3 separate regions of the Homo sapiens genome follow, and regions 1 and 3 are each linked to region 2. A link is a loop called in an ENCODE intact Hi-C map of the cell type or tissue named here. Cell type or tissue: mammary epithelial cell. All regions are shown on one strand. Links, peaks and the distances in the headings refer to the core of each region. The heading gives the core; the rest is flanking DNA.

The links. Hi-C counts contacts between places; a loop is a spot of excess contacts. Peaks named below come from ENCODE experiments on the same cell type or tissue, not always from the same donor. Only the 100,000 strongest peaks of a DNase experiment are listed, where the experiment ranks them.
Region 1: a loop joins it to region 2, with 4 times the contacts of the local background. A loop is called at or near these places in 2 of 110 quality-filtered maps.
Region 3: it touches region 2 in a loop (21-fold over the local background); 2 of 110 quality-filtered maps call a loop at or near these places.

The regions. Positions count from the first base shown.
Region 1 is chr3:105,938,386-105,949,606 of GRCh38, forward strand. No RefSeq gene overlaps it. Among named protein-coding and RNA genes, the nearest start is that of CBLB, 75 kb to the left of the region's middle. In mammary epithelial cell, for the core only: no CTCF peak of the experiment used is centred there; a DNase peak (open chromatin) is centred at 6,516; H3K27ac peaks cover 2,187 bases.
Region 2 is chr3:105,991,387-106,002,607 of GRCh38, forward strand. LOC124909403 (a long non-coding RNA gene) reads left to right here and starts at 7,086. Exons shown (of 2, transcript XR_007095991.1): 1 at 7,086-7,170; 2 at 10,880-11,221. In mammary epithelial cell, for the core only: no CTCF peak of the experiment used is centred there; DNase peaks (open chromatin) are centred at 5,605, 6,585 and 7,005; H3K4me3 peaks cover 325 bases; H3K27ac peaks cover 2,677 bases.
Region 3 is chr3:106,203,554-106,214,774 of GRCh38, forward strand. No RefSeq gene overlaps it. Among named protein-coding and RNA genes, the nearest start is that of CBLB, 340 kb to the left of the region's middle. In mammary epithelial cell, for the core only: a CTCF peak has its summit at 5,635 (motif pointing left); no DNase peak of the experiment used is centred there.

The sequences.
Region 1 (11,221 bases), core at 1,993-9,992, 53 kb before region 2:
CACGTATGCAGCTCTACCATCTGTTTTGCTTCTTCAATTCATCAATTTCCTCTACTTATGAGATCTCCCACCACTTAGTAAAGTTATGAAAAATATGTACTTGTCTTTAATTACTTTTACAGATCTTTTCAGAGGAAATTGTGCTGTAGTATGTGAGTAAGGATAAAGTAAAATGTTATTGCCAAAAAAAGCAGTAAATCATTAAAATTAAATATTTAAGCCTCAACTAATTAACAAGTCAATGAAAGTTGTGGTCTTGGCTGCCTAATGAACAGCTATGGAAAGGAAGCTGCGTAGCCTGTCCTTGACAAAGGCAGGGTCTGCTACTGTTCCGTTGCAAGCTTATTTTTTGTTAAGTACTTCAGATTTATGTTTAAAACTCCTAAAGCCATTTCCTCTCTATATATTATTGGAAATATTTAAGCCCTAAGATGGACTATATCTGTCTCTTACAGAAGGTAAGAAATGATAACTCCCTTGAGAGGAGAACCACCATCATTTGTAATATCTAAAATAATTGGTAAAGCCTGAAAACATTTTGATATTTTAGAAGGGATATATTTATGTTAACATAGTAATTATATTTCCATCCTAGACGACAGAAACTAAGTGCCAGTCTGCCAGGGAATTTTTCCAAACCTCTTCAATTCTTTGCACACAGCAGCCAGATGGGCAGAATCTGGGACAAAGAGTCAGCTAGAAGAATCAGAAAAGGTGAAAAAGAGCACCTATAAAGATAAAATACAGGGCACATAAACATACTCTGGGTCTTATAAGTGTCCACAGGAGTTCCCCGTCATAGTAAAAATGTATTTTAAAAGAATATTAATACGCCACCCCACAAAACTGCCTGACAAACTGTAACTTGCCCAGCATAATGGAATCTGATGACCCTGTGGCAGAATTAGAAATACAATCTCAAATTCCTGACAAAATCATCAATTACCAGAAACTGTTCTCCACGTCATTTTAGTTTATTGCAAAGAATGCCTTGTGGTCACAAAAACTCAAATTAAGGTGATTCTGAAGGCAGTTAAATTTGTATTTTTCCATTCTTCATGGAACTAAGAAAGGAAATGAGAAAAATTGCTTTTAAATTCCTTAACTATTCTGACCATTCACCAGTAATTTTAAGTAAGAGTTGACAATTCAGGCTTTAAACCTGAAGGCAACTACTTGGTGCAAATGCAACTTTTTGCAGATCCCTTCAGATAAACAAAAAATAGTTTCTCTACCTGTTAACATTTGTTGCTGCAACTCGGATAAGATTGTTCCTTTGTCTAATGAAATTAAGTTCATTAGATTCAAAACAAATGTATTCTATTTTTCTCCAGTGTGTCTATGTTTTTTTGTTTTCTTTATTTTTTCTTTATTTTGCATCAGTCTACAGAAGGTGAAAGAGATGGAGGATTATACATGGAATTTTTTTTTTTTTTTTTGAGATGGAGTTTCGCTCTTGTTGCCCAGGATGGAGTGCAATGGCTTGATCTCGGCTCACTGCAACCTCCGCCTCCCAGCTTCAAGCAATTCTCCTGCCTCAGCCTCCCGAGTAGCTGGGATTACGGACATGCGCCACCACTCCTGGCTAACTTTGTTATTTTTAGTAGAGACGGGATTTCTCCATATTGGTCAGGCTGGTCTCGAACTCCCGACCTCAGGTCATCCGCCCACCTCGGCCTCCCAAAGTGCTGGGATTACCGGCATGAGCCACCGTACCCGGCCTGTACATGGAATGTTTTTAAGGAGTTAACGCCTGGGTCAACAGAAAGCTGAAATAAGGAATAGACCATAGTCTGCAATGAAGAGGTGAAGAGCACAGTTTCAGGCTCCATGTAATAAAATGATTGCGTTCTGCTTAGGTATTTCTAATTAAGTGGCCCAAGTATAAGGCAATTTCTTGGGGACAGATATTTAAAGAGTCTGGAATCATCATTGGAGGAGGCTTATTGGAATGCGGATTCCTTCTTTCCTTGACTAGTTTTAGACAGGTATGTGTGCGGAGACTGCCACTGCTCTCTGCATCGACATTAGATGTTTACATATCTGTCTCCTCCACTGGACTGAGGCTTTCCCAAGAGCCAGAGTATTTTTTTTTTTTTTTTTTTTGAGACGGAGTCTCGCTCTGTTGCCCAGGCTGGAGTGCAGTGGCAAGATCTCGGCTCACTGCAAGCTCCGCCTCCCAGGTTCACGCCATTCTCCTACCTCAGCCTCCCGAGTAGCTGGGACTACAGGCGCCCGCAGCCACGCCCGGCTAATTCTTTTGTAATTTTAGTAGAGACGGAGTTTCACCGTGTTAGCCAGGATGGTCTCGATCTCCTGACCTCATGATCCGCCCGCCTCGGCCTCCCAAAAGTGCTGGGATTAGAGGCGTGAGCCACCGCGCCCGTCCCGGAAGTATATCTTATTAATCTTTGTTCTCTTGGGGGTCTGGCATTTCGAAAAATGAAACAGTAGGCCTTTATAAACTAAATTGAACTCCTTCTGTAGGTGTATCTTAAACATGCCACGTAGCCTCTGACAGGAATAAAACAGGTTCTTGTTCATATAGTTTCCTTATTTTTACAAAATCTTACAGAATTTTCAGTTTGCAGAATTGTTCATGGAATTATTTGTGGAATTTGGATCCTTGATATTAAAGAACTTTCAGATTTTATTGTTACCACACGTACAGGGAGAATATGACATTACTATCCTGCTCTGTTAAGTAATTGTGAAATCCTGTTGAGGTATTCTGATTTTGTAGGTGAATACATAATGGATGTTGTCAAGGCACTTTTAGTGTATATCTCATAACAACCACATAAGCTGTCTTCCCGTGTCCCATTTTTAGGTGGAATCACTTTGTGGTGGTGTAGTCTACACTCAGTACAGAATTATCCTTCTTTTTCAATGTCAATCACCTTCCATTGAGTCCCAGAGAGGCTCTTACACATCTTTTAATTTTTAGATTGAGGGGTTCACGCTCTTCAAAGCATCTCAGCTGGCTTACATTTAGCTAATTCTTCCTTCATTTTCTTTTCTTTATTTTTTTTATTTTTACTTTTTTTTTTTGAGATGGAGTCTCACTCCGTCACCAGGCTGCAGTGCAGTGGCACGATCCCGGCTCACTGCAACCTCCGCTTCCCAGGTTCAAGCAATTCTCCTGCCTTAGCCTCTCGAGTAATTGGGATTACAGGCGCGTGCCACCACGCCGAGCTAACTTTTGTATTTTTAGTAGAGACGGGGTTTCACCATGTTGGTCAGTCTGGTCTCGATTTCGTGACCTCGTGATCCACCCGCCTCGGCCTCCCAAAGTGCTGGGATTACAGGCGTGAGCCACCAAGCCCGGCCATTTTCTTTTCTTATCCCTTAAAAATACAATTGTGAAGTCTTCTGCCCAAGGCACTAAAAAATAATCAGAAATCCTTAAAGATCCCAGCATTATTTCTCCTCTTCTTTCCAGAATTGACTTCCTATCTGGACTTTCCTCTTAAATCAATAACAACCTGGAAAATCTGAAAATACATTCTAAAAATTCTCCAAAAATTGATAGCTTTTTAAGGTTTCTGGATAACTGCGATCGCTTGGTACCTAAGCAAAACGTATTCTCAACAAACTCCTCTCTTCCCTCCCTCCATTCTTCCCTTTCTTCTTTCTTCTTTTGTTTTTCTTCTTATTTATCTTTCTATTGTTTGCATCAATTTTTATCAAAACTTATTTATTCACTTAAATAAATATTTGATGGTTTAAATAAATTTTAAAATATATAAAGGAATGCAGTTATTAATAAAAGTCTCCCTTACACTACTGTTTCTCTATGCAATTTTTCTCAGCCTTTGCTGTCATGCTGCAATTTTTATTATTTCTCTTTTATTTCTTAATATTAACTTGACCTGTAGACTCGGGTGTGCTAAAAGACTTGACTTTTTTGCCCTTCAACTTCACTTTTAGTAAAGAGGTACTAAGATTTACTTACATATATGTAATATTTTAATAAAGAAAAGGAAATTGAAGAAATTCATTGTGTGACAGCAGATATATTAGCAATAAATCCAGGATATAGTGAATCCTTGATGTGAACTTTAAAAAGTTATTCTTAATGTAAGTTTTTTCAACATTGGGTCATCATGTAAGGGACTACATAAATGTAAAAATGGAGTTGATATCAACCTGGAGCTGATATCCAATCCATTTTTTTCCTGGAACCAGATCCATAATCAGAACATATATATAAATCAGATGCTGGAAAGAGATCATTATTGTGATATTTGAATACTTTCTGGGTGCAAAGAAAAGTGTAAACATCCTCAGTGAGCAGTAAACTATGGGAGGGACAGAGTTTTGCTTTTAAAGATCTTATGGGTTTAAGAAATAAGTATTGGCTGGGCACGGTGGCTCATGCCTGTAATCCCAGCACTTTGGGAGGCCAAGGTGGGCAGATCACCTGAGGTCAGGAGTTCGAGGCCAGACTGGCGAACATGGTGAAACCCCGTCTCTACTAAAAATACAAAAATTAGCCAGGTATGGTAGTACGTGCCTGTAGTCTCAGGTACTCCGGAGGCTGAGGCAGGAGAATTGCTTGAACCCGGGAGGCGGAGACTGCAGTGAGCCGAGATGGCACCACTGCACTCCAGCCTGGGCTACAGAGTGAGACTCTGTCTCAAAAAAAAAAAAAAAGAAAGAAAGAAAAGAAATAAGTATTACTAGCCAGGTGCAGTGGCTCACCCCTGTAATCCCAGCCATTTGGGAGGCCAAAGTGAGTGGATCATCTGATGTCAAGAGTTCAAAGTCATCCTGGCCAACATGGTGAAACACCGTCTCTACTAAAAATACAAAAATTAGCCAAAAATTAGCTCAGCGTGGTGGCAGGCGCCTGTAATCCCAGCTACTTGGGAGGCTGAGACAGGAGAATCGCTTGAACCCGGAGGTGGAGGTTGCAGGAAGCCAAGATCACACCATCACACTCCAGCCTGGGCAACAAGAGTGAAACTCCATCTCAAAAAAAAAAAAAAGAAAAAGAAATAAGTATTACTATAAAAATATTTTAGTATTGCTACCAAAAAAAAAAAAAAAACCTGTAAACTCAGTAGAAGGAAAAAAAAGAAGAAAGGAGGAAGAAGAGGGAGAGAACAATTCCTATTATCATTGCACATTTTTGGAATCAAGCAGACATGGGTTGGAAAACCCAAATCCACCATTTTCTAATTGGTTAAATTTAAACCTGGATCTCAGCATCCTCATCTATAAAATAAGAATAATCATAATATCTACTTGAAAATGGAAAAGAGTTTTTCAAACTGTCAAGTGTTAAAATAGTTGTTATTTTGTTGTAATTATTTTGAAACTGCAATTCTATTCTTTCTAACTTATTTTAGTAAGTTATTAACTTCAATCATTGAAACCTAGTATTGGAATTATTGTCAGGCGAACTAGTACACATGACGTCTTTGTGCATATTCCAGAAAGGTGCCCCTCTCAGTAGATCTTAATACTGTGGGGAGAAAGTTGGCAAATACAGAGCATCTTTGTCTGATTCTAGGCCCTCATGACCAGAAAGCCTGGAATTACTTTGCAGGTTGACAATGGTTGAAATTTCAGGATCCATTCACTTCATTGGCTATGTTTTTATGCAGAACAAAACCTGAATTGTGGGCTGGTCTTCGGTTGGAAGACTTTTTGGAGGGCATATAGTGGAGGTTTTTTTTTTCCCTCCTCCAGAGAGCATGTGTAAAATAAGGGACTCATTCATTATGCAGCAAATGTTGTTTGTTATTGGCTTGCTGTATATTCACCTTTAACTTCCAAACATCAGTCTTACATTCCCTCCTCTCAAGTCACAGGATATATTTCCATACGGCAACTCCTAAATTGAAATTTACAGTCAGGTTTTCACTAGGAGTTGGATGGTGGACTTGACTGGTGTCCTTTTTTTTTTTTTTTTTTTAATTTCTAACAGAACTCTCAATTTTGCTTAAATATGCATTATCTTTCTCATATATGGTTATACCTCAAAGGAACATCACCCCTCATATATATAAAGTTATTCTTAACTGGTTATTAGTTCCAGAGTGTTGTGGCTAGTGTAGGACTTGCTGCATTCCTTTGTAAGTGATGAAGCAAGGAATGGCAATGAGACACAATTCTGACCAGTGCAGTCACAATAGAAATATTTTGGATAAAGTTTTACCTCTCTTTCATTAGAGAGCCATAGGAAGACTGTTGGATGTCTTCTCTGGGTTTAATGCTTTTATCCATCATTATCTGAAGGCTACTTTAATTCTGAGCTTCCTATTAAAAAAAAATACAATTTCTTATAGTTCACACCAGTCTGAGTAGGAGTTTCTGTCACTTGGACCCAAGAACTTTATAACTGACGAGCATACACTTGTCTCAAGGCAAGGTAGCCTCAGTGTTTTTCCTTTTCAGGTTTCTTCATGTGCTTTTCTTCCTGACCTAGCTTGTCCCAGTCAACCTCTTCTGATGCTTTTTAACATGTTGAAGGCGAGAGTTGAAAGCAACACTTCCTTATGGCATGTCCAGTGCAGAGCATTCTACTGACTCATGTTGAATTCATGTTGACACAAATCCTATGACATTTTCGGGCACTCCCCAGGGATACCACATCCCCTTCATCCTGTAATAGTGCAGTCATTTGGTGGTTTGTTTAGCTAAAGTGTATATTTTTAAAAAATCATCTTTATTTTATTTCATCTGGTTAGATTTAGTCCATCACTTTATCCAGTTGAAAGAGTATGGAAATCCTTCTTGGAAAACTATGCATTTGTTTTCTCTTTCTTGTTAATCACCCTTAATTAAGTTAAATAAGTCTTTTATATCTTTGTAGATAAAAATTTTGATCCAGAAAGGACTGAAATGAAATTACTGAATCAAGTCATTAAAAAACTCTTCTGATTGAGTTTGATCAACCAGTAAACTCTTTTCATGAACTTTCACAACCACTTAAAAATGACCTGAAGTGTATGATTTGGCCCATGGTCTATCCTACCTTCTACAAATACTGGTATTGTTTTTCTCTTATCAAAAAGAGGTGTATTTTTTTTCTTTTTAGCATTAGAATTTATTTTTACTATCTTTTTAGTTTTAAAATATAAATAGTTTCATTTGCCATTTCTCAGTCTTAATGAACACATTTTGATCTTTACTGACCACTTTTTTTTTTAATAAACCATCTACAATTTTTCCTAGAATGAATATAACATACGTAGCCTATTGTTAATGCAAAACCAAATTTCCCATTATTCTGGAAATCTATTGAGAAACCATTTATCTGACTCTAGCCATTAGATACCAGATAGCTGTTCCATTATTCTTCATAGATCATTGCGAGAGGTCTAGTGATCTCATTGGTATGTAGTTTTATTTTCCTGAAAGGTAATTAATCTTGGCCAAGGAGCTAAAAGTCTAAATCTAGAGTGTCTAGATGCTTTGCAGGTATCTTGGATTTAAATACTCTTGTTCTCATGTATGTTCTATCATCTCCACTCTGAAAAATGATTTCTTTTGATGGAACAGATAGTAAAATACTGTATAGTGATTAAAAATATGGGTTCTATAGTTAGGCTACTTGAGTTCAAACCCTGGCTCTGACGCTTTCTAACTGTGTGACTGTGGACACGATATACAACCTCTATTAATTTCAATATTCCCATTTGTGAGAAAAGGAATGATAACAATATCCATATCATGGTGGGTTTTTTTTTTTTAGGTTAAATGAAATAATCTGCCTACAAGTACTTAGTTTGATACCTGACACATGGAGATCAACTCAGTAAAGTGTAGTTTATACAGCGAAGATAAAAGAAGAGATACAGGGTTTTACATTCTAGTTATTGTAACTAACATTGCTGCTTTAAGTGACAGATCTGTGTTTTCTTATTCTTCTTGCACCAAGCAAGTATTTAAGAAAAGTCCTTTTGTCATCCTTAATATTTCTCACTAGTTGCAGTTTATTCTTGGCACTGTCTTACATTTTTCTTAGAGGCTTTGTCTTGCTCATTCTGGTGCGTCCTGCACCCATCTTGTGTATGTTTACAGACATTGCAATTTATCATGCTGTCTTTTTTATCTTTCTCTCCTCTTTTCTCTCATAAAGAGATATTTGCAGTTAATAGTCATAATTTTATTGGTTAGCATAAACTTTTCTCCTTGAATCAGGCATGGACATCAGCCCCTAACTTTTGGAAAAGTGCTTCCCTAAAGTAGGCACCTATTCTATGCCCAGTATTCCTCTTATTTTTAAGTGAACAACTTTGCATTTTCCTGTGGTTTCTATTTCTGTCAGAGATGGAACAGTTCCTCATGATTGGTTTGAATTAGGCCTAGAGTTCCTTTTGTCACTCAAAACATCCATCTTGTGAAGAACAAAATTGCCCACAAAGTGCTTTGAGAATTTATCAGACGTGGATTTTAGCCAAATTAAAACCGTATTTTTCCAGAAGGTAAGGTCCCTTCCCTCTGTCAGCAGCAATTCCATTCCTATTTAACAAAGAAAACTTTCATTACTGTTCTAGGAATGAGTGTTATCCCTTCAAGTTCTAGAGAGATTAGTGTTTGGATACGTTGTGTCTCAGGATTAGAATCTGGTTTTCTATTTGCTCATTATTTCCTTTTTTTGCTTCATCATTCAGGTTTCTGGGACCATAAAGTTTGTTTATAATTATCTTTTCTGTCTTTCTGTTTCCTCTTATAAAATGCTTTATTTTTATTTTTTTGTCATAAGTCCTCCATAGTAATAGTTTTTATTGTATGAGTTTAGCATTTATCTTACTCTCTCACCTTTTTTATGTAAGGAGGCTGATTTTTAAAGTAAGAATAGCAAATAATTTAATGCAAGGCATTCCCCCATAATATATTGTTTCCATTCTCCATCCAGAATTGCACCAGGGCTATATTAGGCTAATGTTCTGGGAAAGATAGTGAAACAGCCTTAATATTCTGTATTTCTTTTCAACAGAGAGTTCTCAGCTCTCTGCCTGACTTTGCAAGAAGGCTTGGCATTAAATCTTGAGTACTTCCATTAAAATAAAATTGTTTCAGAACTTCTATTTCAGTTAATACTTTTAAAAGAGAGACACTCTTTATATGTCAATTTCTGTTCATTTAAACATGCTTGTGGAGTTAGTTAATTAAAGGAAATTTTTGACTCTGTTAAGGCATTAGTAACAACAATCCTAATTCTGGAAATACAATTTTTTTCAGTAAACTACATGAACATTTCTGTTTTTAAAAAAGCATCAAGTTCTCTTCAGATGTTTAAATCACCAAATAATTTATACAAACAAGTAATAAACAAAACCCCAAATATTAACATACTGAGGTGTGCTCTTGATCAGGATGAATTTTTCCAAAGACATATGAATGGAACCAACCTACTAATATTATTTCTTTACCATGACACATTATTATTCTTTACTATAAATTTCGATTTCAATTTCAACTTGTTATTAAAAATAGTATCAAATAATTAGGTAAACTTAACAGCTTTATTGAAGTATTTAAATAAACAATAAGCTATCCATATTTAAAGTGTAGAATTTGATAACATTCGTCATATGCATATACTTGTGAAACCAGCACAACTGTGACAACGATCATATCCATCACCCCAAAGGCTTTATCAAGTCCCTTCATTTCACTTTCACTGCCCTGTCCCTATCCTCAGGCAACCTTAGGTCTGCTTTCTGACACTACAGTTAATTTGTATTTCCTAAAATTCTAAGTAAATGGAATCATGCTGCATGATTCTTTTGGCATGGCTTCTTTCAGTCAGCAGGATTATTTTAAGATTTATATATGTTGCCTGAAGCAATAGTTCATTCCTTTTATCCCTGAAAAGTATTCCATTGCATGTATATAAGTTTACCACGATTTGTTTATCCATTTGCTGGCTGATGAGCACTTGTATTGTTCCCACTTTGGAGCTATTACAAATAGACCTGGTATGACATTTGCATATACGTCTTTGTATAGACATATGCTTTCATTTCTTTTTGGAAAATAACTGGGAGTGGAATGGCTGGATCATATAGTAGGTGTATGCTTAAGATTCTCTTAAATAAACATTTTGTTTTAGGAGAGTTTTAAATTTACAGAAAAATTGTGAAGGCAGCACAGAAAGTTCATATATAGTCCACATCTGGCTTTCCTTATCATTAACATCTTACATTAATATAATATACAACTCATGAACCAATATTTATATAATATTATTAAGTAAACCCTCTATTCAGATTTTTTAAAATTTTTACTTATGGCCTTTTTTCTCTTCCAGGATCCCATGTGTGATACCACATTATATTTAGTCATCATGCCTCCTTAGGCTCCTCTTGGCTATGACAGTTTCTCAGACTTTCATTGTTTTTCATGACCCTGATAGTTTTGAGACATAACGGTCAGGTATTTCGTAGGCTGTCCATGAACTGGGATTTGCCAGTTTTTGCCTCATGTAATTGATACATTGATCATCATGTAGTAAATACCTTTCTTTATTCCCGATAATTGTCCTTGTTCTGAAGTCTGCTTTGTCTAAAATTAATATAGCTACTTCAGCTTTCTTTCAGTTAGTGTATTAACATAGTATTTTTATTACCACCTCTTAACTTTTAAACTATCTGAATCTATATGTTTAAAGTTGGTTTCTGGTATACACATAGTTTGGTCCTGACTTTTTATCCACATTGACCATTTCTTTTGGTGTATATAGATCATTCACATATAAGTGATTATTGATATGATTGGATTAATGTATCATTGGAACTGTTTTTCTTTTTTTTTTTTTTCATTTTTTCTTATATCTTTCCCCCAATCTTTTTTCTGCCTTTCCTGGTTTTTAAATTAACATATTTTTTCTTTTCCTTTCTTTTTTTCTTTTTTGAGACAGAGTCTCACCCTGTTGCCCAGGCTGGAGTGCAGTGGTATGATCTCAGCTCACTGCAACCTCCGCCTCCCGGGTTCAAGCGATTCTCCTGGCTCAGCTTCCCAAGTAACTGGGATTATAGGTGCCCACCATCACACCGGGCTAATTTTTGTATTTTTAGTAAAGATAGGGTTTCGCCCTATTGGACAGGCTGGTCTCGATCTCCTGACCTCAGGTGATCCATTGCCTCGGCCTCCCAAAGTGCTTAGATTACAGGCGTGAGCAACTGCACCTGGACAAATTAACATTTTATGTGATTCCTTTATATCTCATCTCAGCATATTATTTATATTTTATTCAAAAAAT
Region 2 (11,221 bases), core at 1,951-9,950:
ACAAGGGTCAAGTTTCATTCTTTTGCATATGAATATCCAGTTTTCCCAGCACCATTTATTGAAGAGACTGTACCTATTACACAAAGCAATCTACAGATTCAATGCAATCAATCAGTCTCTATCAAAACACCAATTTATTGGCCTATAGTTGCTGATAGTAGCCACTAATTATCCATTAGATTTCTGTGGTATCAGTTGTAATGTCACCTTTTTCATCTCTGATTTTATTTATTTGAGTCTTGTCTCTTTTTTCCTTAGTCTGGCTAAAATTTAGTCAATTTGGTTTATCTTTTCAAAAAACTAGCTTTTTTGTTGATCTTTTATTTTGTTTTCTCCATTTCACTGTCATTTATTTCTGCTCTGATCTTTATTATTTCTTCTCTTCTACTAATTTTTGGTATGGTTTTTCTTGCTATTCTAGTTCTTAAGATGCATTGTTAGGCTATTTTTTGAATTATTTTTCTTCTTTGATGAAAGCACATATAGCTATAAACTTCCCTGTTAGTACTGCCTTCATAGTATCTCACAGGTTCTGGTATGTTGTGCTTCCACTATCACTTGTTTCAAGAATTTTTTCAATTTCATTCTTAATGTCTTTGTTGAGCCACTGGTCATTCAGGAGCATATTGCTTAATTTCCATATGTCTGCATAGTTTCCAAAATTCTTCTTATTATTGATTTCTAGTTTTATTCCATTGTGTTCAGATAAGATGCTTAATATTATTTCAGTTTTTTTGAACATTTAAGACTTGTTATATAACTTAATGTGTGGTTTGTCTTTGACAGTGATCCATATGCTGAGAAGAATGTGTATTATGTAGTATTTGGATGAAATGTTCTGTAAATATCTATTAGATACTTTTCATGTATAGTGCAGATTAACAGATTAAGACGAATCTTTCTTTGTTTATTTTCTGTTTGGATGATTTGTCCAATGCTGAAAGTGGGATGTTGAAGTCTCCAGCTCTTATTGTATTGGGTCTTATCTCTCTGTGTAGATCTGATAATATTTGCTTTGTATAACTGGTGCTCCAGTATTGGGTGCATATACATCTAATATATTTGTTATATAATATAATTGTTATATCATCCTGATGAGTTGACTAATTTATCATTATATAATGACTTTTTTTGTCTCTTCTTTTCATTTTTGTCTTCAAATCTATTTTGTCTGATTTAAGTATAGCTACTCCTGCTCTTCTTTGGTTTCTGTTGACAAGGAATGTCTTTTTCCATTTCTTTATTTTCAGTCTGTGTGTCTTCATAGGTGAAATGTGTTTCTTTTAGGCAACATATCACTGGGTCTTTGTTTTTAATCCATTCAGTCACTCTATGTCTGATAGAAGAGTTGAGTCCATTTGCATTCAATGTTATTATTGATAACTAAGAAATTGACATTTTGTTTTTTGTTCTCTAGTTGTATTGTAGTCTTCACCTTCATTAAAAAAACAGGAAGAAAAGAAGGAATAGATTTTCTCTGGTGGTAGGGTTTAATTTCTCACTTTTTCTTTTTTGTGTATGTGTTGTGTATTTTTTGGTTTGAGTTTATCATGAGTTGCAAATACTATCTTACAACTCATTTTAAAATGAAGACAACTTAACACTGATTGCATAAACAGACAAACAAGCAAAAATGAAACTATTACAAATTTACCCTTTCACTTTGTTCCCTCCTGCTTCTTAACTTTTTGTTGTTTCTATTTATATCTTACACTAATGTCTACGTATTGGAAAGTTGCTGTAGTTATTATTTTTTATTGATTTACCTTTTAGTCTTTCTGCTTAAGATAAGAGTGATTTAGACACCACAGTTACAGTATTATAACAATTTGTGTTATTCTGGGTACATACTAATTACCAGTGAGTTCTTTATACCTTCAGGTGATTTCTTATTGCTCGTTAACATCCTTTTTTTCTGATTAAAGAAGCTCCCTTTAGCATTTCTTGTAGAATAGTTCTGATGTTGGTGAAATTTCTTAGCTTTTGTTTATCTGGGAACATCTTTATTTCTCCATCATGTTTGAAGGATATTTTCACTGGATATACAATTCTAGGGTAAAAGTTTTTTTCTTCAGCACTTTAAATATCTCATGCCACTCTGGCCTGTGAAGTTTCCACTGAAAAGTCTGCTGCCAGAAGTATTGGAGCTCCATTGTTTGTTATTTGATTCTTTTCTCTCACTACTTTTGAATGTTTTCTTTATTCTTGTCCCTTGGGTTATTTATTTATTTATTTATTTATTTATTATTATTATACTTTAAGTTTTAGGGTACATGTGCACAATGTGCAGGTTAGTTACATATGTGTACGTGTGCCATGCTGGTGTGCTGCACCCACTAACTTGTCATCTAGCATTAGGTATATCTCCCAATGCTATCCCTCCCCACTCCCCCCACCCCACAACAGTCCCCAGAGTGTGATGTTCCCCTTCCTGTGTCCATGTGTTCTCATTGTTCAATTCCCACCTATGAGTGAGAATATGCGGTGTTTGGTTTTCTGTTCCTGCGATAGTTTACTGAGAATGATGATTTCCAATTTCATCCATGTCCCTACAAAGGACATGAACTCATCATTTTTTATGGCTGCATAGTATTCCATGGTGTATATGTGCCACATTTTCTTAATCCAGTCTATCATTGTTGGACATTTGGGTTGGTTCCAAGTCTTTGCTATTGTGAATAATGCCGCAGTAAACATATGTGCGCATGTGTCTTTAAAGCAGCATGATTTATAGTCCTTTGGGTATATACCCAGTAATGGGATGGCTGGGTCAAATGGTATTTCTAGTTCTAGATCCCTGAGGAATCGCCACACTGACTTCCACAATGGTTGAACTAGTTTACAGTCCCACCAACAGTGTAAAAGTGTTCCTATTTCTCCACATCCTCTCCAGCACTTGTTGTTTCCTGACTTTTTAATGATCCCCATTCTAACTGGTGTGAGATGGTATCTCATTGTGGTTTTGATTTGCATTTCTCTGATGGCCAGTGATGGTGAGCGTTTTTTCATGTGTTTTTTGGCTGCATAAATGTCTTCTTTTGAGAAGTGTCTGTTCGTGTCCTTTGCCCACTTTTTGATGGGGTTGTTTGTTATTTTCTTGTAAATTTGTTTGAGTTCACAGCTGAATTCTACCAGAGGTACAAGGAGGAACTGGTACCATTCCTTCTGAAACTATTCCAATCAATAGAAAAAGAGGGAATCCTCCCTAACTCATTTTATGAAGCCAGCATCATCCTGATACCAGAGCCGGGCAGAGACACAACCAAAAAAGAGAATTTTAGACCAATATCCTTGATGAACATTGATGCAAAAATCCTCAATAAAATACTGGCAAACCGAATCCAGCAGCACATCAAAAAGCTTATCCACCATGATCAAGTGGGCTTCATCCCTGGGATGCAAGGCTGGTTCAATATACGCAAATCAATAAATGTAATCCAGCATATAAACAGAACCAAAGACAAAAACCACATGATTATCTCAATAGATGCAGAAAAGACCTTTGACAAAATTCAACAACGCCTTCATGCTAAAAACTCTCAATAAATTAGGTATTGATGGGACATATTTCAAAATAGTAAGAGCTATCTATGACAAACCCACAGCCAATATCATACTGAATGGGCAAAAACTGGAAGCATTCCCTTTGAAAACTGGCACAAGACAGGGATGACCTCTCTCACCACTCCTATTCAACATAGTGTTGGAAGTTCTGGCCAGGGTAATTAGGCTGGAGAAGGAAATAAAGGGTATTCAATTGGGAAAAGAGGAAGTCAAATTGTCCCTGTTTGCAGATGACATGATTGTATATCTAGAAAACCCCATTGTCTCAGCCCAAAATCTCCTTAAGCTGATAAGCAACTTCAGCAAAGTCTCAGGATACAAAATCAATGTACAAAAATCATAAGCATTCTTATACACCAACAACAGACAAACAGAGAGCCAAATCATGACTGAACTCCCATTCACAATTGCTTCAAAGAGAATAAAATACCTAGGAATCCAACTTACAAGGGATGTGAAGGACCTCTTCAAGGAGAACTACAAACCACTGCTCAATGAAATAAAAGAGGATACAAACAAATGGAAGAATATTCCATGCTCATGGGTAGGAAGAATCAATATCGTGAAAATGGCCATACTGCCCAAGGTAATTTACAGATTCAATGCCATCCCCATCAAGCTACCAATGCCTTTCTTCACAGAATTGGAAAAAACTACTTTAAAGTTCATATGGAACCAAAAAAGAGCCCGCATCGCCAAGTCAATTTTAAGCCAAAAGAACAAAGCCAGAGGCATCATGCTACCTGACTTCAAACTATACTACAAGGCTACAGTAACCAAAACAGCATGGTACTGGTACCAAAACAGAGCTATAGATCAATGGAACAGAACAGAGCCCTCAGAAATAACACCACATATCTACAACTATCTGATCTTTGACAAACCTGAGAAAAACAAGCAATGGGGAAAGGATTCCTTATTTAATAAATGGTGCTGGGAAAACTGGCTAGCCATATGTAGAAAGCTGAAACTGGATCCCTTCCTTACACCTTATACAAAAATCAATTCAAGATGGATTAAAGACTTAAACGTTAGACCTAAAACCATAAAAACCCTAGAAGAAAACCTAGGCATTACCATTCAGGACATAGGCATGGGCAAGGACTTCATGTCTAAAACACCAAAAGCAAGGGCAACAAAAGCCAAAATTGACAAATGGGATCTAATTAAACTAAAGAGCTTCTGCACAGCAAAAGAAACTACCATCAGAGTGAACAGGCAACCTACAAAATGGGAGAAAATTTTCGCAACCTACTCATCTGACAAAGGGTCCCTTGGGTTTTGATTATTAAACGCCTTGAAGTAGTCTTCTTTGGGTTAAATCTTCTTGGTGTTCTATAACCTTCTTGTGCTTGAATATTGATATCTTTCCATAGGTTTGGGAAGGTCTCTGTTACTTTCACTTTGAATAAACTTTCTACCCTTGTCTCTTTCTATACCTCTTCTCTAAGGCCAATAACTCATAGATTTGCCCATTTGAGACTAAATATAGATACTGTGGACGGGCTTCATTCTTTTTGTTCTTTTTTCTATTGTCTCCTTTGACTGTGTTTTCAAATAGCCTGTCTTTAAGCTCTAATTCTTCTGCTTCAACAGTTTTGCCAATTAGACACTCTGAGGCATTCTTCAGTATGTCAATTGCATTTTCAACTCTAGAATTTCTGCTTGATTCTTTTTAATTATTTCAATCTCCTCATTAAATATATCTGACAGAATTCTAAATTCCTTCCCTGTGTTATCTTGAATTTCTTTGAGTTTCCTCAAAACAGCTATTTTTGAGTTCTCCGTCTGAAAGAGTACATATCTCTGTTTCTCCAGAAATGGTCCCTGGCACCTTATTTATTCTGTGTGGTGAGGTCATGATTTGTTGGACGGTCTTGATGCTTATAGATATTTGTTCGTTTCTGGGAATTAAGGTAGTCTTTTCAGTCTGGGCTTGTCTGTACTTCTCCTTCTCAGGAAGGCATTCTTGCTATTCAAAGGGACTTGGTTGTTGTGATCTGAGTTATATCTGCATTGGTTACCACCCCAAGCCCAGTAATGCTGTGGTTCTTGCAGGCTCGTAGACATAGCACCTTGGTGTTCTTGGATGAGATCCAAAACATTTCTCTGGATTACCAGAGAGAGACTCTTGTTTTTTTACCCTTAATTTCTCCCAAGCAAATGGAGTCTCTCTTTCTGTACTGAGCTGCATGTAGCTGGGGTTGCGGTGACACTTACACCCTGTGTCTACCACCACTGAGACTGGGTCAGACCTGAAGCCAGCACAGCACTGGGTGTTGCCCATGGTCTGGTGTAACCACTACTTGGCTACCACTTACGTTTGCTCAAGGCCCTAGGGTTCTTCAGTCAGCAGGTGGTAAGGACAGTCGTGCTTGTTTTCTTCCCTTTAGGGTGGTGAGTTGCCTTAGGCCCCAGGTAGGTCCAGAGATGATATCCAGGAGCTAGGGACTAGAGCAAAAAAAACTTTAGAATTCTACCTGGTGTTCTATTGTACTGTGGTTGAGCTGCCTCTTAAACCACAAGATACAGCCCTTTCCACAGTCTGAGGGGCCTCTCTCCAGTCCACCACCACCACAGATCCATTGGGGTTACTGCCAGTCTACTGCTGATGTTCCTTTAAGGCCTAAGGGCTCTTCAGTCAGCTGGTGGTGAATGCTGCCAGGCCTGGGACTCACTGTTCATGGCAATGGGCTCCCCTCTGGCCCAGGGCATGTCCAGAAATGCTGTCCAAGAGCCAAGGCCTGAAATCAGGGACCCCAGGAACCCACTTGGTGCTTTACCCCACTGAGGCCAAGCTGGTACCTGAAGCCAGCACATCTGAGTCTCACCCAAGGCCTACGGCATAGTACTTGGGTATTACTTCTGGTTCTTCAGAGCTCAAGGGCTCCTTAGTCAGCAGGTGGTGAATCCTGCCAGGACTGGGTTTTTCCCTTCAAGGCAATGGGTTCCCTTCTGGCCCAGGGTATGTCTAGATGTGTCATCTGGGAGCTATGGCCTGTAATCAGGGCCCTACAACTATGCCCAGTGCTCTTTCCTACTCTGGTTGAGATGGTATCAAAGATGCAAGACAAAGTCCTTTTTATTCTTCCCTCTCCTCTTCTCAAGCCAAAAGAATGAGTCACTTTTGTTGCTGCAATTTGTGCTGTCTGGAGTTGTAGGAGGGGTGATGCAAGCACTTTCTTAGCTGCCCTGGCTGGTGTTTCATGTCCACCAGCTCTGCGTTCAGCACAGCACTCGGACTTGCCTAGGAATTGTAAGATTTCTTTTCAAATTTATTGAGGACCCCAAAGCACTTCAGCCTGTGATGGCAAGACTTGCCAAAACTCGAGTTCTGACCCTCTGGCTAGGGCTGGTCTAGATGCTTCCTCCATGGGTGGGTGTCAGCTGATTTTAGCTGGGTTTTGCTTTCTGCTGTGACAGGGCAGCACTTAGTTGAATGCAAAGTCCCAGAGTTGCTGTGCTGTCCCTCCCCCAAGGACACAGATTCTGTCTATATACCATGTGGTCACTGCCAGGGCATAGAGGAAGTGTGCCATCTGTAATTCAAGACTGTCTTTCCTGCCCTCCTCAGTGCCTCCTTCACTGATATGAAGTTAAAACAAGGTACTGTGATTGCTCACTTGATCTTTGGTTCTTATGAAGGTGCTTTTTTGTGTAGATAGTTGTTAAATTGGTGTTCCTGTGGGAGGGATGATAGATAGGTCAAGTGTTCTATGTGGCTATCTTGCTTTGCCCTCTCCTACAATTTCTTATTCATCTATTTTCCTCTGTTAGCTCTTATCTGCTTGAACTAACTAGAATGAATTTTTAGTAGTTCATTTCTGGTGCTATAACAACAACAACAACAACAACAACAACAACAAACAAGCAAACAAAAAACAGAAACTGGTTAGCTTATAAATAACAGAAATTTATTTCTAACATTTACGGAGGCTGAGAAGTCCAAGATCAAGGTGTTAGCTAATTCAGGATGTGGTGAGAGCCCACTTTTTGGTTCACAGAAGGTGCCTTCTCATGGCATCCTCACATGGTGGAAGTGACAAATGAGATTTTAAAAATCTCTTTATAAGGGCACTAACCCCATTAATGAGAGCACCATCCATCATCATGACCAAATTACCTCTGAAAGGCCCTACCTGTTAATACCATCAACTTGGGGGTATGACTTCAACATATAAATTTTAGGGGACACAAACATTCAGACTTTAGCAGAATTCTGTTGTCTACCTACAGGTGAAATTTGAGTTACACAATAATTGCTTCATCAAGTGGTTGCCGGTAATCAATATTCAAAGAAATCTTAATATTTGGTTGACTATGTGGCAAGGTCTAATTATCATTAACAGATAGGATTTGTTTCCATGACAACCAGTGGTAAAACATTTAAATTATGTCTTGTGATAATGCTAGAATGAAGTCCTATTAAAGACAAAGCTGTCTAAACTGAGTGACTGCTGTGATAGTCCATTAACGGTAGTTCAAGCATAAAAAGACTGTGTGGGTGGAATGGCTACTTCAGACTGTACTGCAGAGCTTTGAATGCATCAAAATATGACCAGGGAACCCAGATATTTCTATGATTGCCTTAAGATGATGTCTTATCTCTTATATCAGCAGAGTTGAAGAAGTCCGAATTCAGAAGTCTAAATTTCTGATTTCTAGGTTTTATATAAAGGAGCCCAAGATGGCCTCTGTATATTGGCCATATGTTGTTTACTTCTTTATAACAGGCTGAAGTCTGTTAACTCAAAAGTTTGACACCACTAAACTCTAACTCATATATATCCAGTTGTTTTAAACATACCCCCAATGTGCAGAGTTTTAGCCATTTAGAGCCTCTTGGCTTTCCATATTCGATGAAAATGTACCAAACACTTACTAGGCAGAGATAAGATAAACTCTATAGATATAAAAGACTCCAATTCTAACCTTTGGAAGTGTTGGACTCCCCAGAGATTTACTGTAGGACTGCTGAACATTGCCTAAAACACAAGCCTCCTATCTGATCTCTCTCTTTCTCCTGGGAGTTCTCTTGCCCTTGTCTCACTATGAACAGTGGTCCCTGTGCTGTATCTCTTGGATATTCTTATGCTCTGAGGTCTTTCTCTCTACCCCAAAACCTGTTAAAGTGTTGCCCAGATAATGCTTATCTTAAGCTCACAGTGTGCTACTGTCACCTCATTGTCTTTTTTTTTTTTTTTTTTTTTTTTTGGAATCAGTCCCCACATTCATCACACTTACTGTACCAGGGTAGTTGAATTATACTGCAGATCACATTCATAACTACATTACTTCTCTTGAGTAAAAATTAATTTACTTCTTGAAAATGAGAAGGATCTGGAAAGTTAATCAATGGTTTTGGTTAATTGGACAAATATGAATTCCCTGAATCTCCTGTCAATCTACCTCCTATGCCAGCAGAAGAAACCTCTCCTTCTCACTCATGTGTCTAGTTTTTTTGCATCCAGTAAATTCCTCACTTGAAACAATTATCTTGCAAGAGAATTCAAATTCTTCTCATTTCAATATGTCTACTTCCATTTTTTACCTCAAGGCCTATAAATTATGTCAGGTTTCAATATAACCTAGGGAGTCATTTACAAAATAAACCAGGTTCCATACCAAAAATAATTACAACATTTTGCTAATATAGCAAGAAAAAATCTGGAGAATTTATGAAAATGGCCTCTGAGATTATAGACAATGATGGGAAGGATATCATATTTGGATAGGCTTTTTGCTTGTTATTGTTAATATGGGCGTATACAGCTAGAGCTTATTTAACTCAAAATTCTTGATTTAGAGTTCTAGTTTGAGAAAATAAGAGTGCTGCTAAATGTTTTCTCAGTGGATTGATTAAAACTTCGGCTCCGTATTGGCCTACGATGAATGAAACTGAGATACCAGTGCACTCGTCTGTTCATTGTAGCACTTGTCACAATAGCAAAGACATGGAATACACATAGGTCTCTATCAACAGTGGATTGGATAAAGAAAATGGGGTACATATATAACATGGAATACTAGACAACCATAAAAAAGAACAAAATCAAGTCCTTTATAGCATCGTGGATGTGGTTGGAGGTCATCATCTAAACAAAATTAATGCAGGAAGAGAAAACCAAATACTGCAAGTTCTTATTTACAAGTGGGAGCTAAACATTGGGCACTCATGGACATAAAGATGGCAACAGTAGACACTGGAAACTACTAGAGGAGGGAGGGAAGGAAGGGTCACAGATTGAAAAGTAAACTACTGGGTACTATGATCAGTCCTTGGGTGGGATCATTTGTACCCCAGACCTCAGCATCACACAATATGTCCATGTAACAAATCTGTATATGTACTCCCTGATTCTAAAATCAAAGCTGAAATTATTAAAAAATTTATTAAAAAAAGAAAAGAAATAGAGATGTCAGAATTTCCTTAGTATAATGTAGAAACTTGGGGAAATAGGATGGCTGAAGTAAATTATCTCTGAGAGGCAATCGACTCAGTCACCCTGTAGTTCTGTTTCTGAAAGGTCCTAGTTTATAGTCCCTTCCCCACAGAACTGATAAATAAATTAGTATAGATAAATACGTTAGTAGAAACCCTGTAGTGCCTGTTCTCTGTAGACCAAGGATAAAGAAGAGAAATAATGACACTGAAACAGACTGTCTGATTTCAATGGGGTTATAGAATCCCTTCGTAACAGAGGCAAAGTAGCAGCACTTAATGAAAAGGGAGAAGATTATAATAGTTACTCTAACAGGCAGCAGAGCCAAAGTGGTAATAGAAGTACTTTGATCTGCAGTTATTTTTGGCAATAACTAATTGATCATTACATTTCTAGAACTGAAATAGATGAACACTTCATTAATTCCCTACTTGATCTGTATTAACAGAAAGGATAAAAATTTATCTATGTTAGAAAGGTCAAAGTGGAAGACTTTGCAACTGGAGAAATTGTCAGAAATACAGGTCTATCATAATTTATGAACAGGGAATTTCTTAGGCCACATGGACAGGAACTCAGAGTCAGTTATAATCTTGGTGACAAAAAGATTTTGGGAGAAGACTCATGAATGGATCTCTTGAAATAATGCCGGAATGAGAGATTATTTGCTTTTCGTGTAAATGGTCATCTAATGATATCCTCTTCTGAGCAGACTCTTAGTCAGGTAGATCACATGATCACGCTGTGGATGTCTGTTTCTTTCTTCAACTCTCCCAGTTCGTGACCATTGAGCTCATAAACAAAGTGGGGATAATGGTGGAGACTCAAGATTTCTCCTCACTGAAGTTTTTGCCTGGCTTCTTACATTGTAGTGTGCCAAATAAGTCATTAACAGGGAAGAATGGTGAACCCTTGTGTAACATCATATTACATGAGACAAATCAGCCACCTGGGAATAAGTGAACCCATTTCATTATGTAAGTAGAAATTTTTAAGCTAAAACTGACTTATGTTCTGAAAATAGATGAAGCTACTGAATAAATCTATTGAATACCATAAAATATTCAATAAATAACTACATGAGAATAATTCATATTATCCCCACAAATTTAATGAGCATTATTGTATGAGTCTAAGCCATCTGTTTATTTTATGTCAGATAAAGTTCTAAGAACTAGAGTAAATGCAAATTGAAAGTTTCTCAAAGCATTAAA
Region 3 (11,221 bases), core at 1,220-9,219, 210 kb after region 2:
GAAACTAATCTTTTTATGTTTGTCATTGATTTATATTCATTTTGTGAGAATTGTTTATTCATAAAATTATTCTTGTTTTCCACTGGTCATCATCAATAATTTTTTAGAATATTATAGTTTCAGATCATAGAAAAAAATTCGACATCTCATAAAATTTTGGACCACTGAAACAACTCTGCACTGAAAAGATGTGGTAGGATAAAATCTGACTGAGGGAAGTTAATACATACACACACACACACACACACACACACACACACACACACATACATGCTGTATTAGGGTTCTCTAGAGACCAAACAAAACCAATAGAATATATGAACACATACAGAAAGAGATTTATTATGAAAGATTAGCTCACTTGATCGTGGAAGCTAGGAAGGCCAATGATCTGCTGTCTGAAAGCTGGGGGCTCAGGAAAGATGGTGATATAGTTCTAGTCTAAGCAGGGAGTCAGTGGTATAAGTCCAGTTCAAACCTGAAGGCCCAAGAACAAGGAGCAGGAAGTCCTAGGGCAGGAGAAGATAGATGTCCTAGATCAATCAGAGACAGCAAATTATCCCTTGCTCCATTTTTTGTTCTACTGCGGCCCTCAATAAATTAAGTGATGCCCATCTTCATGGGTGAGAGCAATCTTCTTTACTTAGTCTACTGATTCAAACGTTAATCTATTCTAGAAACACTCTCACAGACACATCAAGAAATAACGTTTTACTAGCTATCTGGGCAACCTTTAGCCCAGTCAAGTTGACACATGAAATTAACCATCTCTCTTTCACACACACACACACACACACACACACACACACACTCATATCGAATATTTAAGGAAACAGAAAAGTCAACTTCTCTGACTCACTGTTGTAATATATTTCACATTCATCAAAGCACCCTTTCGTGTCAACTTCCTTCCAGGTAATTTTAGCAAATGCTGGTGGTACCCTGTTCATATTCCCTTATTTCTTTGAAGCTTCCCCCATCCACTATGGCTTTCTATTTCTCTCTCTGCATAAAAGTTTTGTATATCCTTTGAGCCTTCTTTGTCCGTACAGAGGAGTCAAACCAGAAATGCCAGGGAGTTAATGCTCCATGAGTAACCTTCAGGCAATGAGAAACAAGAGCTCATGTATAACATTCCAGCTTCCTCTCTCCTTAGTGAGAAAATTATGTTTTGTTTTATGCACTGTTTCACAGGGTCCCTTCATGCAGAACTTCTCACAGACAATGGGTAACTCCATTTATTGATGCACTTTTTATTGGTCCTCTTCTCTTCTGTGCTTTACTTCTGTACCCTCTCATTGTATTTTCCTCAAATAAACTACTTACACCCAAAATCTTGTCTAAGGGTCTCCTTTTGCAAGAACCAAATTAAGATAGTCGTAAATAATAAAAGATGGTGGGGTTTTTCTTTCTTTCTTTCTTTCTTTTTTTTTTGAGACAGAGTCTAGCTGTGACACCCAGGCTGGAGTGCAATGGTGGGATCTTGGCTCACTGCAACCTCCACCTCCCTGGTTCAAGTTTTTCTCCTGCCTCAGCCTCGCAAGTAGCTGGGATTACAGGGACGTGCCATCATGCCCAGCTAATTTTTGTATTTTTAGTAGAGACGGGGTTTCACCATGTTGGTCAGGCTGGTCTCGAACGCCTGACCTCGGGTGATCCACCTGCGACAGCCTCCCAAAGTGCTGGGATTACAGGCCTGAGGGACCGTGCCCGGCCAAGATGGTGGGTTTTTCGGGCCGGAAGCAGTGGCTCACGCCTGTAATCCCAGCACTTTGGGAGGTCAGGAGATCAAGACCATCTGGCTAACACAGTGAAACCCCGTCTCTACTAAAAATACAAAAAATTAACCAGGAGTGGTGGCGGGTGGCTGTATTCCCAGCTACTCAGAGGCTGAGGCAGGAGAATGGCGTGAACCCGGAAGGCGGAGCTTGCAGTCAGCCGAGATAGCGCCACTGCACTCCAGCACGACCTACAGAGTGAGACTCTGTCTCAAAAAAAAAAAAAAAAAAAAAAAAAAAAAAAAAAAGAATAGGTCTTTGGAGAGAACTGGAAGTTTTAGACCGTCAAATTTAATGCACAAAGAACTACCTACCTGTGGCTTTATTATTGTTATTTTTTTCATCATTATTTTTATCAGGACTTTTTTTTTCACTGCTCATCCCTCCCCTGATGCTGATGTAATGAGGCAGCCTAGTGCTTACGAAGGAGACCTGAAATAGGAATATACAGATGCACATTTACCCTGTCTCTATCGCCTAAATTTTCAGCCTCAGTTTCATCATCTATAAAATAGATGTAAAATACTTGCTTTTCTAGCCTTCTAAGCTTTCTGCAAGACTTAAATTGGATTAGAAAGAGTGTTTTCTATGCAATAGTTTAGGAGCTGACAAGAACTGATATCAAGTTTATGCTTGAGCTTTAATCTCCAACTCACATGTCCTTTGCTGTTAATGTGTTTATGCATTTGGTAACTTTACCTAACATCCTTTAGAGTACCATGTGTTGAACTTCAGGACTTGAACTCTATGAACGTTATTTATATTCTGCTATAGATGCACAAGAGACCAAACAGTTAACAATCACTGGTTGTTAACTGGTGCTGAGAGAAAAGTTCACTTTGTGTTTTCCTCATGGGCATCTTTGCAGCAGTAAGAGCTTCAACTACAGTTCTCCCCCAAAGGAACCTGTCTAAAACCTGAACTCTTCTTATAATACTTGATCAATCAGGAAGTTCGAAACACACAGTTCTTCGACTTAAGAGCGGCTAGGGGAAGAGCTCTGTTAACCACACCATTGTGGAGCCGGAAATTCTTGCTTCCTCTAGAAGCAGCCATCTGGAATCACTATTACTAAAGCAGAGAGATCCAATTACAAGTATATATTTGTCAGGGAAACGCCTGACAGCTTTTAAAGGAAACTCTATTCTATGGTGCCAAGGCCTGGCCAGGTTTACCTGCGGAAAATAAGTCAGATACAAAGGCATGATCTGTACCGCAGAAACGAAAAGGAAGGAGAAATGGAAATAAAATAGACCTCTATTTTTATTATTCAGATTGTTTTTATATAGAATGATACGTTTACCATGTTTTTAAAAAGATTATAGAATATGTTTTCTTCCGTAGCAGAGAGGGAGCAATCAAGCTCAAATTACAAAGCGAGGAAAAAGATGAAAGTTTAGAAACCCTTAGAACTTTGCTAATGTACAGACAGAAGCTGAGGAAGGCTGAAATACAGGAAATAATGATTACTATTTGTGTTCTCTTTCATAGTTTCCACTTTGGTTAAACTAACTGGAAGGAAACAAATGATTAGGTTACTTGTGTCATCACTTACATCAGTCGTTGTATTTTTGAAAAAAAAAAAAAAAAACAATAAAAACCCAACACATCATTACCGTTTCCCATTCAAGGAGAATGGGAATCATTGCTGTATCTTATTCCATGTCACAAGCTGAATAGTTTTGTTGCAAAGACAGGGGAATATTGAAATAAGCATAATAGTTTAATCATAGAAGTGGTTGTGAATTTTTTTTTGGAGACCAGAGGTTATAGATCACAGTAAACAAAATATCATCTACGGAACTCTCTCTTCATTCCCACCTTTGTTCCTCTCTGTTCCCCTGAATGAATGCTCAGAGTATCATAAGGATCATCATTACAAATGCACAATCTTTTGTATGGAATTTTCATTTTTTTCTTTATGAAGTATTCTCATCCTTTCAAAGAGAGCCCTGATCAAGCCCTTTTTAAAAACAAACAAAATAGAAATAGTGTTGAGTATCTGCCATGTGCTAACCATCAGGCTGGACATCATATCCATTAACTTACATTCATGTAAATTAGTGGTTATTACTTGGTTTCCTTTTCCCTCTATTCCCTTCCTACTTAGAGTGTGCAGCACAAACTTTAGCACTTAACTGTGGCATCTCTATTGTTTAATTTTTTCTAGGCTGAGTGTGGTGGCTCACACCTGCAATTCCTGCACTTTGGGAGGTGAGGTGGGCAGATGGTTTGAGCTCAGGAGTTCCAGACCAGCCTAGGCAACCTAGTAAGACCTCATCTTTACAAATAAATTCAAAAATTAGCCAGGTGTGGTGGCACACGCCTCTAGTCCCAGCTATTCAGGAGGCTGAGGTAGGAGGATCTCTTGAGCCCAGGAAGTGGAGGTTGCAGTGAGTAGAGATGGTGCCACTACACTCCAGCCTTGGTGACACAGCGAGACCCTGTCTCAAATAATAATAATAATAATAATTGCTTCCAGTGGATTTATCTTTGTTCCAAACAGGGTTTTGAACTTATTTTGAAGACTGAGACATTGTGTAATATCGAGTAGAGGCTTACTAAATGTTTCTAGAAGGTTACATCTCAGGTATAATACACTATAATTCAATGTGACTTCAGGCCATTCTTAACATTAAGGAAGCTTGATTTTCAGTAACCAGGAAATGAAAATGACATAGGCTAATACATATAAAAATCTCACTGTCAGCTGTATGACTTCAGTATGACATATAACCTCACTGCTTTTTGGCCCAATGTTATTGGATCAATGGAAAGGAAAAATTGTGGCATCCAAAAGAATGAGCTCCTGCTTCATAGGCATGACTGTGCAAAGAAGAAAAATCTGTAATCATTCTAAAGATATCAGTATAAGGGATAAACCAGTGATTTTAAAGTCATCCATATAAAGGGCTACTTTCCCCTGCCTCTTTCCAATCCATTCTGGATTAATGTTTTTGTAAAATACTTTAAAAATAAATTACCAGAAAAATGGAATAAAACGGAGAAATACAAAATATATATCCTAGTTTTTTTACTCTCAGATTCAACAAAGTTACGCTGCCAAATTGCTATGACTGCTTGTTCTAAATTTATAACTGACTTTGTTTCTGACTTGTAGCACATAATTTGTGGAGCAACACCATTCCGCAGACCCACATTTTAAGAAGTACTGGTGTAAATCATAATCTTATCTTGGGAACAGTTGCTTACTAAATACCAAAACAAACAGAAATCATAATCATTTTGCAGGGGAACTCTTCTGCTGGCCAGAGAAATAAACTTAAGGTAGAAAAGACTTGACTAACCGATTCTCTTTGTTTTTCTTTTATCTTTTTTTATCACCTTTGTTTTATGTAAGTAATTTTTTTTTTTTACATTTCACTTTCTTAATAGTATTCAAGTCTTGGGAACATAGTTCTTGCAGATAATTTTTCATATTTCCTTGTTTCTGGTATTCTTAATAAGCAATCTCTAATTAGCTCCTGTGTTTTTATTTTATTATGTGTTACAGGACTGTATATAAATCTTATTTTATATTAAGTGCTTCCTAAGGCTTTCAAGAGTCAGTTACTTCAAAAGAGGCTTTTCTAACCACTGGTAACAATGATATTACTAAGTGGTTTTCTTTGAATAATAACCATTACTTTCTTTGAAGTTAATGCCAAACTTAATTTTAAAAAATGATATAAACATGTATAAATTCAACAAAGAAAAAAGGGAGAATGAAATAAATTTTATTAACAAATACCTCGTTTGTTTAGCATTCATTTCTCCAATATAGATGCATACCTATAATAAATCAAACAATAACATTAAGTCTTAACATTGCCATCTGCTGGGAATGTCAGTGCAGTGATACATACTAGAGGTAACATGATGAATTTGTAGTAGCTAAAATCATTTAAGTGAAAAACGTAATTGTTTTTCACTATATAATTCCTAGTTTGATTAACTTTTCTTTCAAAAAATCTGAACTAAAGGAGAAGAAAAGTAAGAAAAATTTGCTCAGTTACTTTGAGGTATTAGAGAGAGTTTTATATATTTTCTCTCAAACATTATTTTATCCCTTGGAGACTGAGAGAGAATTTTTCTTCATGCTTTACCTACAGGGGCACAAATTCCATATAGCTTACTTTACTTTCTTAGGTGCTAAGGAAGATGTGAACAGGGCAGAAAGACAGCCAAGAGTTACCTTTGTATATGTTTTCACTGGTTGTTTTATTTCTCCTTATATATATTCAAAGTTAAAAATTCACTATAACAATGACTTTAATAGTTTCTACAAATGTTGACTGCCTAAGTGGAATGTAAGGCATGCAATTTGTAACTTTAAACAATTAAAATTGTAGTGGTAACTTCTTGTTTCACTATTATTAGACCATGAGAAAAAAATGCCCATTTGACTTTTATTGTCCACGTCAACATGCAGTATTTCAATAGCCATAAAAAAACCAAATGTATTGGAATATACATATAATTAATGTACTGTATTTGAAGAGATTTTAGTGGTCATTAAAGATGTCAAAAGCATGTACAAGGTACAAAGGAATCAGGGATATGGCAAAGATGAAAACATCAATAATATCCCTGAGTTCATGTCCTTGGAAGTCCATCAAAAGCATTCAAATTTTTTTATCCTACTGAATATACAATTATATGAGCCTTAAAGATTAAAAGAAAGCTCATGGCGTTTAGGTAGAAAGTTAGCCAGCAAGAACCAGTTTTCTAGAAAAACCCATTACCTTCTATTAGGTAGAAAAACAAGAAGAATGGTGAATTGCTGTTTGTTTTCTCCTCATGCTTCGAGCATGAGCAGGAGCAAGGCCTTTCAATGACTGAGAAATGTCAATCGATCAATAGGCGATGAATAGAAAACAAGAACATAAAAACAAATCATAATAACATGAATTCCAGGTAAGTCTCTAGTGAGGCATTTAAACATATTGCAATATGCTGAGAATTTCCAATTTGCTAATATTTTCCCTAGTTTATATATTTTCTTTTATAATAACACATCAATAGTGTTTCAGGTTTGATTTATGAAGGAAGCCAAAAATAATATAATTCGGGGTGAGTACAACTGACGTTTATCATCCCTTGAGAGATATGATGGGAACACTCTTGTGGCAACACTAAGTCATCTTTGTGCTCTTCACATAAAGATGAAGATTACATCAGAGAGTAGAAATTAGGTATTTTCCTTTCTACTAATGCTCTTTGCAGTGTTACGCTGAAAGATTTTGGGAGGAAACAGGCTATTGTCACTGGTACAGATCTTCATTTTAAAGACCATCTTGTCACTGTTTTAGAACACTGAACAGGTCTAGATGAACTTTAAAGGATATTTCTAACTTTGATTCTAAAAGTAAACATTACAAATTATTTTTTCGATTGAAGTAAACAACTACAAATCACATCCAAACATTATTTAATCCCCCAGAATGACTCAGTACAGGATCTATTTGTTGAAGGTAAATATGAAAATTTTGCTTGAAACTTTTGCATAATCACATATTTTGAAAAGTAAGAAGTTATTTTCACAAAAGAAAAGAAACAGACATAAGCATGATATGCGTGAATGGATAATAACTGTTTTGTTTTGAGTATAGTCTATTATTTGTAATGGCAAGTTTACAATTTCCTACATGATATATGACATTCTGAGTAGTATCATTTAAATATGTAATTTAAGGTTGCATGGAGGAATATGTTCACCTACCGAAATTGAGACTGGAGGGAAAAGTTGACTAGTTTATTTTTAGCTGCTGTTTAACATGCCAGAAACAGAGCTAGTTGCCTAACATATATGGTTTCATTTAATCGGCCACTGCTTTTGGAGACAGGCAACTTTGTGAAGTAGAAAGAATGCTAGGGAAAGGTAATAAGAAAATCTGGGTTCCAGTTTGTGTGCAGGCATGGGTGAAGTTGAATGGAGTTAGTAGACTTCAAGAAATAGTGAAGCCGTTTTATCAAGTAGGTCATCTAGGTAGAAATGGAAAGTACTCAGGATGACAGAATCCTTAGAAACTAGTTTATGATCTCTACTTCCAAGTTGCATGATACCATGTAAGTGAGATAAATTATGAGACATGATTCATGTATTTCAATAAATATAAATGAGACTCCAGGAAATCGATAAATGGTAGTAAAAAGGAAAATAGAACTGTATGCATTTTCAGTCAGTGCAATGGAAATACTTGGAAGGAAGTAATTGAGTCAAGAACATGAAAAATAAGAATACCATGATAGGAGGGGCACTGAGATAATAACCAGACAAAATCCCGAAATAATGGAAATGTGAAAATGATTTTCAACCAGAACTGCTGAAAACTACCTTCGCTGCAGGTGTCCAGAGAACTGTTCAATGCTCGAGGATAGCATTGGTGTAAGGTTGCTGAGGCTAGTAGAAATTTAGCTCAGGCATCTTTGCAGGGGGTGTGTGGCCCTGTGCAAGTTGAGATCTGAATGGATTCTAAGGTCCAGTGAAAAAGGAAGCCTGTGACTGGGTTGCAAACTGCTGAAAATTGCACAGGATGGATCTTGGAAGAATCTGAGAGCTCTAGCAGTTGATATTTTGCTCTGTTCAGATAAAAGCAATGATGGTCTCTGACAGCTTGCTTTGATTATAATAGTATTTATTGAAACTCCTACACATAAAGCACTATGTTAGTTCATTTTTTTTACTTTTGTTAGTTTATCAACTTTTTACAATTGATGTTCATCTTTTTACATTTTACATTTGTTGCTTCACCAATTGTTTACAATTTACATTTGTTCATCAATTTCAACAAAATCTAATGTTTGTATTATCTCTATTTTTCAGATGAAAAAACTTAGGCTAATAATGGTAAAATTAAAATTCTAATCTCAGTCTTTCTATTTCAAAGCCTGAACTTTATATCTCTATCTTATACTATTTGCCTAAAAATCTCTAAAAGTAAGCTATAAATTTATTTTTCTATTAAACAAACAACTAAAATCACATCCAAACACATTATTTAATCTCCAAGAATGAGAGCTTTTATCAATATTTTTGATACATATACATTTTAATTATATTATACCTAAACCACTCAGGATTAATGCTTGATTCCAGTCTTATATTTTCCCATTTATCCTGGAGAGCAGAACATTTAACCTGAGTGGAAGAAACATGTCATATACACTTCAGCAAAAAAAAACTTCAGTTGTATATAGAAAAGATCAATTAAACAGTGGTCACAATGAAAAGAGGACCTTGCTTTATAGGTCTTTTTAAAAATTAGAGCTAGTAATGATAAATCCAATTGTCTTTTTCTAGTTGAAGAAGGAAACTCACAGAGCTAAAACTACTAGTAGAAAAGAGAATGAAGAAACAGAACTGAAGCGCAATTTCCTCACCACTCTCTCCAAGAGAGAGCCATGTAAAACTCACAGAAATATCTTCTTTTGTTGAAATACCACAAGGGATTTTTTGTTGCCAATTTATAGGCCAATCAACTTTAAGTATACCTAATAGCACCTTGTAAAATCTAAGCAGTTTGAACAGCAGGTCCTGTCCTGATGTGATTGGTCTTCTGAGTCATTGCTTCTTTAAAAGACTGAATTGATCTTTTTCTATCTTGACTCTGGTAAAAATATGAGGTTTTTTGGGTCAAATGACAAGTACTCTGCCTACTAAACTACTTTCCTTGATTTTTGAGGACAGAGTGAGTTTTCCTCTCTGCCTTTTAGGCAGAAGCTTGAAAAGTAAATTGAAACATTTTTTCCCAGAATGACTCATACCAAAACCTTTAAAGATAGCCATTAAATTTTATTGTACTGGTAGTCCTGCCATGAAATAGATTTGTATTTGATTGCTCTCTACCTTCATGTTAATACATAATATTAAGGCTGAGCACTCATATAGAAAAAGAATTTCCAAAGTGAGGGGCCGTCAAACTTCTTGGCCAGTTTTTAACATTAATTTTTACTCATTTTTAGTGGATTTTATCTTCTTAGTCAATGAATTATAACTATTGAATAAATTGGATAGTGTCCCTTAATACAAAATATGTAATATTGGGGACTCAAAGAGAAATTATAGCAGTGGTATGTTTTTATTTTTCTCCCACTACTGAAGTAATAATCCCAGTAGAGTTCTTAGTAGTATGTGGTATAGCTCTCACACTATTTCTATGTACAAAATCTTTAGTTTCTGATTTTTTTTCTTGACCAGTGAAGACAGAAATTTCATAAAAGAAACAAGGTAATAATTACTAAACTATAAATTAAATTAGAAATCTAGTTGGGGAAGGTACCAGAGGAAGAATGAGAGGCTAATAAATGCTTTTGGATTGAAACTTATATGTAGATAAGCAATGCTATTCGTTAATGTTATACTTAAAAGAAATATGCATGCAGAAGACTAATCTATATATCTCCCAATTAGTGTACTGTATTTTTAAAAAAGAAAAAGTTATTGCTATGGCTTTTATCCCTTTTCTCTCATCTTATACCTACGGTGTATTTAGTAGCTGTCACAGAGTGGGTGAAAATGGTGACAGAACTTTTTTTAAAATTGTACTTAGAGGTTTTGGTGACATAGTAAGTTTAAGGTGAATTCTATGTGTGCCATTGTCCTCTTTTTTCTTTTTTTAATCTGACTGTGTCATTCTAGTTAAAGTATTTGCCTCATGATCACTGTGCGTGGAAAAAATTCAAAGTAGCAAATTCAAAGGGTAACCAAAGTAGGGTGGGGTGTTACATGCTATTATTGCAGAAAGAGGCAGCCTTCATATTTGTCCATCCTCATGGCTAGTGAAGAGGACTTTTGTGTAACAACATAACAAGGTTTCGCTATGAGAGGCAATCTCTTTTAGTCAAAAATAGACACTTACTTATATGTGCTCCACACTGAAGAATGGAACCTTCCTAGAACGGAGTGAAAATCAGATCGTTGCAGGGCTCAAGCTAAGAGGTTTAGGAATTCCACAGCACAGGATGACAGGAGCTGAAGCAGGATGAAGTCTGGGAGCTGAAAGAGAAGAAGGTAGAAAAGAGAGTGGAAAGAGAGTCAGACCAAGTAAGAAATAATTTTCAGTTTTCCATCTAAGATGATACTGAATGGACAGGAAGTCAACCCAATGAGAAAGTAAAGTAACACGTTCTCCTATGAGTTGCTGAATTCTAAATGTGTTATGATCAGCTATCACTGCTCTTCAATACATTTTAGCATCTGCATTGTATAACTATTATTTTATATTGGTATTATATGAAGCATTCTGTATTGTTAAAATAATTAATTGGAAGGTCATTAGGCTGAGATGGCTCCACTGGCTTGGGTTCCTACTTAAGTAAACAAAAACCGAATTCAATGTAAACAGTAAAATGAAACTTAAGCTTAACCAATCAGAAATTGCCAGCTTTTAACTACGGACTTTCTTCTTTGGCCGGTCAAATATTTTCTTTGTCTTTGTTCT